Linked DNA regions of Homo sapiens: regions 1 and 2 are each linked to region 3. The links are chromatin loops, found by intact Hi-C in ENCODE. Cell type or tissue: right lobe of liver. All regions are shown on one strand. Region 1 overlaps PPARG (peroxisome proliferator activated receptor gamma). Region 2 overlaps PPARG (peroxisome proliferator activated receptor gamma). Region 3 overlaps PPARG (peroxisome proliferator activated receptor gamma).

Region 1 (2,500 bases), 55 kb before region 3:
ACAAAAAAATTAGCTGGGCATGGTGGCATGCGCCTGCAATCCCAGCTACTCGGGAGGCTGACGCAGGAGAATTGCTTGAACCAGGGAGGTGGAGGTTGCAGTGAGCCGAGATCACGCCACTGCATTCCAGCCTGGCAACAGAGCAAGACTCTGTCTCAAAACAACAACAACAACAACAACAACAAACTGAGGTACAGAGACATGATCCAGGTCATCCAAGCTGATGGCAGAATTGGGACTAGAATTCAGGTACAATTTTATTCTATAATTCCATGTTGTTTTCTCAGTTTCCAGTCAGAGAAGAGCTCTGCTGCTTGGAAAACCTAACTCAGTAACAATTACAACCCATTCTGGGTTTTCTAAACAGTGCTGCTCAATGAGTGAACAGATGTTGGAGAGTCCACTGAAGTAGTCCAGGCAGCTCAGAGCCTTGCAGAAGATAAAATTCACATATGTAATAAAAGGATAGAGCTTCTAGTTGCCCCGGAATAATCAAGAATGCTACAAGGAAAGAAAGGTAACATAATATCTAGAATCTATTTTTATGCCTCATGTTGAACTTCTTAAGAGGTAACTCTAGACCAGCCTGATCAACAAGGTGAAACCCCGTCTCTACTAAAAATACAAAGATTAGCCAGGCATGGTCGTGCACACCTGTAATCCCAGCTACTCGGGATGCTGAGGCATGATAATCGCTTTAACCTGGGAGGCGGAGGTTGCGGTGAGCCGAGATTGTGCCACTGCACTCCAGCCTGGGCGACAAAGTGAGACGACATCTCAAAAAAAAAAAAAAAAAAAAAAAAAGAGGTAACTCTGGTAGTTCTCCTGAAAGGTGAAATAGTGGGATTCAATACCTTTTCTAAACCTAGGTCGGGTTCTTCCCAGAGGAAAGCAAGGCTGCTTGAATGAATATTGCTGTGGCCAGTTATTTTGATGCCGAGAAAGGAGATGGATCCTAAAAGAGGGTGATAGGCTCAGGGGGCTTAAGTTCATTCATTAAAGTTAGGATGACCAATACATTGTTACACTATTCTCAAAAACTTTATGGACTTTTCTCCCTTTTCAAAATAATGTTGACTTGTGCTATCTGAAAACACTTCCTGCGTTTCAGACTCAGCCTGCAATATGTTAACAGCCAACAGTTGAACAATATTCTGTGTGTGCATTTGTAGCGCAGTAAACCATTTACTCAAAGAAACAAAAACCCAAAACAACTTCCCGCCTCCCCCAATGAAGACAGCAGAAGAGAACTAACTGATTTGTCTGTTGTCTTTCCTGTCAAGATCGCCCTCGCCTTTGCTTTGGTCAGCGGGAAGGACTTTATGTATGAGTCATACAAATGTTTTGCCAGGGCCCGGAGGTCAGCGGACTCTGGATTCAGCTGGTCGATATCACTGGAGATCTCCGCCAACAGCTTCTCCTTCTCGGCCTGTGGCATCCGCCCAAACCTGATGGCTATAGAGGAAGAGGAATGACAGGATGAATCATTGGATTACTACTGCTCTGAACACACACTGTGCTCTCCCAGCCCTCGTTCCCACACAGTAGAAGCCCTCCTCCTCCACTGCTCTTGAGTCCTGGTTTCTGTCTACCACTTTGCTCATGTTTTTATTTCACAAAAGTAGCACAGACCATCAGTAAAAATTAAACCGTTAACTTTCATTTTTAAAAGTTAATGCATACTCCTGCTGAGAAAGTGAAAGAATTCGAGTTTAGCAAAGGGAGGGAAGTATGTCGACTTAAACGTGAAATAATTGAGAACCAACTCCTACTCATCCCTCAAGACCCAATTCAAAGGTCACCTTCTTTGTATCCCCAGCACTTGACCTAAGGTCAGGCACTAGAAGGATCAACACGTTTCACGAATTAAAATACGAAACTGTGCAGAATTCAAAGTTGTACAGACATAGGCTTTGTTCTCAGGGAGTTTATAAGATTTGTTTGTCTCTGTTAAAAAGAAATATGGATGGTGCTTTATCACATTTTACTAGTCCAGAGAGCACTTTTACATGTAGCGGAGAGAAGCCATAGTTATCTCCCGACTCTCCAGAGTTACCACTTAATGATGTTTGTCAGAAAGACAAACTGGCTGCCTGTAGGGTGAGGAAGTGTCAAAGAAGATAATGAAAGAAAGAAAAGCAACAAGGAAAATGTAAGAGGGGTTAGTGGGGACTAGTTTGGGGAAAAAATAAACTGTAACTTTTCAACTCAGATATGTTTTCTTTCCTTCTTACCAATATGTTCAGCAAAATATTATTTTGAATCATGTTCCTTTGGGAACACACTTTGGGTTCTATGTTTCCCATAATAAGGGTACCTGGCCATCATGTCCACTGTTCCCCATGCATACATAGCTCTGTTCTTACACTCACGATGTGGTATCACAGCCATGCGTTTTTATGGTGATCGGCTTCACTAGACTATATGCTCCTCGAGCGCAGAGACTGTCATATTTGTTTATGTCTCTAGCAAGACTCTGTCTCTGCTGAATCCCAGAACA
Region 2 (2,500 bases), 59 kb before region 3:
GCAGGGTTTAGAGATTTACGACAAACAAATGAAAACTTAATATGAAGAATTATTCACATGCTAATGAACTAGCACATAACCACAGCTCTTAAAAAAATCAATTGCCAGCCAAAGAGTTACTCAGCAGGCAAACAAGGGTATTGGCCAACTGAGTCCAGCCATTGGAAAAAAAAAATCCAAGTGCTTTTCTTTTTAACTCTATAAAATATTATTTTTAACTTATTCTCTGAAAGAACACACTGGTTTAGATCTTTTACATCTTTAGCTATTCCTGACAGTCCTGGCAATAGAAGAATTTATTTTATTAATATTGATACATGGATGAATGATCCCAGAAGCCTAACTTCTCCAGCAGCCCCAGAAATGAATTGGCACTACTATCCTGATTTTATTTCTACTGGGGTCCCTAAGCCCCTTTCTCTGAGGATTCTGCCTGATGTCTTTCCTTTGGGGAGCAAATTCCAGCTCAGTCGGGCTTTTCCAGAGATAAAGGGAAAAGAACCCATACGTTGTTTAGCTGTAAGTGTAGGATTTAAAAGGACAGATATCTTTCCAATAGCTTTGAGTCACTGGGTTTGATGGCCATTGTAAATTTCAGAATGCACAAACTTAAATGGGTAAGGAAATGTTTTCATAGAAGTTTACATTTCCATATTGATTTTATTCTTCACTAGTTTCATATTTCACACACTATTTAGAAAGACCATTTTTTCCAATGGCACCAGTTTGCTCTTATAATTATAAATACAGTGACTCCACATGTACCTACCATAAACAATGTGATGCTTTGGAACCCAAAGTCCAATATAGCACAAATAAAAAGTTTTATTCCTTATTTGCAGACAGAGTGCAGCCGGAGCTTCGCCATCTCTTAGATAGGGGTGAAAAGTTGGCAGGTACATCAAGCGCTTTTCTATTTATTGTTTTATGACAAACCATGGCACTGAAAATGGTTTTTGAAAACCACTGTTTATTTTCATCAACAAACATGGGATCATGTGACAATGATACGCCCAGTGTGATCATCGCACCAGGGTAATAGTCAAACACTGGGCACTTCCAAAGTCCATTCAGTTATCAAACTGCCTTCATGAAACAGAGCACCTAGTTCTGGCATATGCATGGTTTTCAGAGCGCACAAAGATCTCTTAAATAAGGGGCCTTGGCTGGAGCAAGCCACTGAAAGGGAAATAGGTTGTGGGGACAGTCAGTTCCATCCTATTGAGGGCGGTTGAAAGGTCTACTGCTCCTAAAATTTCTTGTCCGGCAATCTATAGCTGACGATTCCATATCCCATCTTTTCCCAGCCCTAAGCCTAAAATTCCCAAGCATACTCTTATTTAGGCAAAACAATGAAAAGTAGGGCATCATACACCAAGGATATGATGTTAAAGTTGGTAGAAGGGGAGCAGGGGAATTTAATTTATCCATTTTGAAAGGTGCAAGTGGCCCTAGGGAATAAGATACAGGAGAAGGAAGATTAGTTGGGGAGGGGAAGGAGTCCTGGTCTGCCTAGAGGCAAATGCTGAGCGGGCAGGGCGCATTCTACAATAGGCAATGGTGAAATTGAGCAGTAAGATACATTTAAAGAATGGCCTCTTCAATCAAGTCATTTCCTTTTCCAAAGGTTCTGGGTAATTGGTCACCCACTATTCTGAGTAGCCTCCCCCAGCCTTGGCCTAACCAACACTAATGACATCAGTCTCAAGCAGGGTGTATAAGAAATGCAAATTGCTCTGCTGCACAGCCATAGCCACTTTTATATACCTCCCACCCTCTCAAGAGTCCATATTTCTGCAAAACTTTTCCTATCAATGCAAATCTTAACTTTCATGAGTCCTGGCCAAGAGATAACATAATACCCCTGAGATAGATGCTATCAAATGAGTAACATGACCATGTAGATAAAGAACAAATCTCTAGTCTCGTTGGAAATCACATTTTGGTTTTTTTTTTTCCTTTCCCATATTCCTCTCTGAACTGTTTCTTTCCACTAGTGCTTAATTTGATTTTGCAAGATAAGGAGAAGAGAGGGTGCCAAACAATTGTAGTTTAGTTTTGTGTCATCAGTGAATGGATTATTTTAATTTGGCCCAGTCTCTCTTTTTCCAGACCCTGCCTGAATCCAGATCATCAATGATGTCCAGTTTGGTAAGCAAATATTGGGCTAGAGGCCCTCTGTTGAAAGTCCAGAATTTCAAAGGGCATAGGCAACTGTGTTTAATTCAATTAAGCAAATATAGTCTGAGTAACTATTAGGGGCAAGACACAGTCCTAGTTACTGGAAGAAAATGACAAACGCTTGGCCTCTGAACTTGAAAAGCCCATAATCAAGCATTTCGCAGCCCTCTCCTTTAAATAGCTTAATACCTGTTTATTCCATAAAGAACCTCCTTATTTTTTAACTCAAAGATTTAGAGCCAAGGAGTCAACTGGAGTGAGGTATCTTGAGGGTGTCCTCCAGTAACACAGATAAGAGCACGTTGCACACCAGTAGTGT
Region 3 (2,500 bases):
CTTCAGGAAACATTTTCTTACTCATTTTTAAAAAGCTTTATATTTTAAAAACGGTGACTAATATGTTCAAACTTCAGGCTTCCAGGAAAATTAAAAGGTTAAAATGTAAAGCCATCCATTTCAGCAATTAAGTGACTTAATTTTAATGCTTTAGCACTTATATTATAAAACATGAATCACACTAGCTAACAATCTATTTTTACACAGAATCTGAGAAGAGAAAAATAAAATGAATAGAAATATAGACATCAATACGAGACAATACAAAACAGAAAAGGCTGTGCTAAGAAACTCCAGTAGAAGGAGCTATAGAAATGGAGAACTTATATTTTGCAATGGCCAAGAAAGAAATATTGAAAAGGAGGTATCTGATTCTGACACATCTGAAGAGAAGTTAATAGGTAGTCACTTGCAATAGGCATTTACTGTTTTAGGGACCTCATTTTCTTTATGCATAAAATGTGATGCTTGGAACAGATATTTTTCAAGGTTCCGACAATCTATTCTGCAATGCATTAGGCACTATGCTAGGAAGTATCCTAAGAAATCTAATAAAGAGCACCACTTGGTCCTACACTCTGGGAATTTACAATTCTTTGGGAGAGCTGAAGTGCACACACAATACCTAGATTTCAAAATAGAACAGAAAAGAGCTGAGAGTACTTCAAGAGGAATAAAAGTGCTGCAAGAGGGATAAAAACAGTTATGAGAGATCTCTAACATATGAGATGAAAAGAGGAAAAAGTGACCCTTCAAGTCTAAAAAGCCCTTATGTATTCTTGGGAAATCTATGCAAACTCAGGAAATAAAAATGAACAGGATTGTTTTTGGATATAACTATACCTTTAATGCTTAAAATTCAGGAAATGGGAGCCATGCACAGAGATAAAATAGATTAGGTTAGGTTTCCTTTTTTAAGGTTCTGAACATGTTTTTAAATGAACGCGATAGCAACGAGCTAAGCATTAAAATACTGGAGTGTACACATGATAGTATTAAAACAAACACAACCTGGAAGACAAACTACAAGAGCAATTTTACCCTTACATAAATGCCCCCACGTCCCCAATAGCCGTATCTGGAAGGAACTTTACCTTGTGATATGTTTGCAGACAGTGTATCAGTGAAGGAATCGCTTTCTGGGTCAATAGGAGAATCTCCCAGAGTTTCACCCATAACAGCATGGAATAGGGGTTTGCTGTAATTCACACTGATATTTTGTCTCTATCTAGCAAAAGATCAATCCGTTAAAAGAAAAAGACTTGAAGTAACAGAATTTGTGAATACACCCATGAGTCAAGACATCAGTTTCCAAATATTTGGGAGAGATGGGAATAAACACAGAAAGGACTGGGCTTGAATTGGCTGGCACTGTCCTATTAGGAGCCAGCTGTGACAAAAAGTTGTGTCATAATGTTCACTGCTTTGGCAAGACTTGGTACATTACAGGGAAAATATTGCCACACTGTCTCGCCGGTGACCCACATGTTCAGTGTCTTGTGAGGGGCGTGAACTGTACTGTATTTAGAATTATCAGAGCAGAGACTGTTCAATATCCACTTGCATTTTTTATTGTTGTAAAATTCACAATTGCTTCTTAAATGGAAAACTTAAATCTCTTGCTTATGAAATACCAGAAAGCTTATTTGGGCAAAGTTTTCTTTCGGTGTCTATTCCTGGTTGAATCTCTAATCACATTATTTGAAGAAAAATTTGGAATTCAAATATGTATCCATAGTTTAAACGTTGGTATCAGCATGCTACTGAAATGTTATATTCCTAAGGTACTTACTCTACTGATTTGTGAAGCCCAAAATGATACTGACTGCTATCTAAATTCTGTAAAATTAAATAGCTGAGAGAATGAAGAAGGGTTTGATATGGTTTCAATTTTATACATCGGGTTTGCTTTCTTAAAAACTTCAGCTTATCCATCAATAGCAACTGCAGCAATGTTACACCAGCTGATGTTTGAACATCAATTGATGTTTAAACGATAAGTGCTATGTCATAATGAAAAAATGGAGTTCTCTATGAGAAGAATAACACACCACCAGAAAAAAATAGACTTACGCTGTTAGGTTGGCGAGGAATTGTGGTCAGTTTTGTAATCAGGAAAAAGCTGGCTTCTTGCTCAAGGCCTTTGCCCTTTTTGGCAAGGAGAAATACTAGCTGTGCCAAATTACCGATGTGGGAGCAGGTCTTGTCACATGAGTGGCCTATTAGAATTGCAGTGACTTTGCGGACTTTCAAAGACGCCCCCACACAGGGCAGTATATTAGAAGGCAATAATTCTCTGAATTATACTTATCGTGATATTCTGAGTAAAATAAATATATATCTGGTTAATCTCCATTGAGTAACTATTCATTCTTCAAGGGGACTAGTAAAAGTGTCCCTGTCAATCATGGTGCAAGAGCCTGATGGGGAAATGCTGGCTGGGTCTGAACATCACGGAATAAAGTGGGGGAGTTGAGCAACTGTGCCATTAAGCCCCAAA

The links. Hi-C counts contacts between places; a loop is a spot of excess contacts. Peaks named below come from ENCODE experiments on the same cell type or tissue, not always from the same donor. Only the 100,000 strongest peaks of a DNase experiment are listed, where the experiment ranks them.
Region 1: it touches region 3 in a loop (10-fold over the local background); 4 of 110 quality-filtered maps call a loop at or near these places.
Region 2: it touches region 3 in a loop (2.4-fold over the local background); 2 of 110 quality-filtered maps call a loop at or near these places.

What each region holds. Positions count from the first base shown.
Region 1 is chr3:12,404,837-12,407,336 of GRCh38, reverse strand. It overlaps PPARG (peroxisome proliferator activated receptor gamma), which reads right to left. Exons shown (of 8, transcript NM_138711.6): 6 at 1,256-1,455. Among named protein-coding and RNA genes, the nearest start is that of TSEN2, 78 kb to the left of the region's middle. RefSeq lists enhancers at 1,159-1,738, 635-1,834. In right lobe of liver, no CTCF peak of the experiment used is centred here; a DNase peak (open chromatin) is centred at 1,386; H3K4me3 peaks cover 602 bases; H3K27ac peaks cover 2,133 bases.
Region 2 is chr3:12,408,876-12,411,375 of GRCh38, reverse strand. The region is part of intron 6 of PPARG (peroxisome proliferator activated receptor gamma); the gene reads right to left. Among named protein-coding and RNA genes, the nearest start is that of TSEN2, 74 kb to the left of the region's middle. In right lobe of liver, no CTCF peak of the experiment used is centred here; a DNase peak (open chromatin) is centred at 1,035; H3K4me3 peaks cover 439 bases; H3K27ac peaks cover 1,302 bases.
Region 3 is chr3:12,350,269-12,352,768 of GRCh38, reverse strand. The region is part of intron 2 of PPARG (peroxisome proliferator activated receptor gamma); the gene reads right to left. Among named protein-coding and RNA genes, the nearest start is that of PPARG, 62 kb to the right of the region's middle. In right lobe of liver, no CTCF peak of the experiment used is centred here; DNase peaks (open chromatin) are centred at 1,438, 2,178 and 2,428; H3K4me3 peaks cover 1,118 bases; H3K27ac peaks cover 1,576 bases.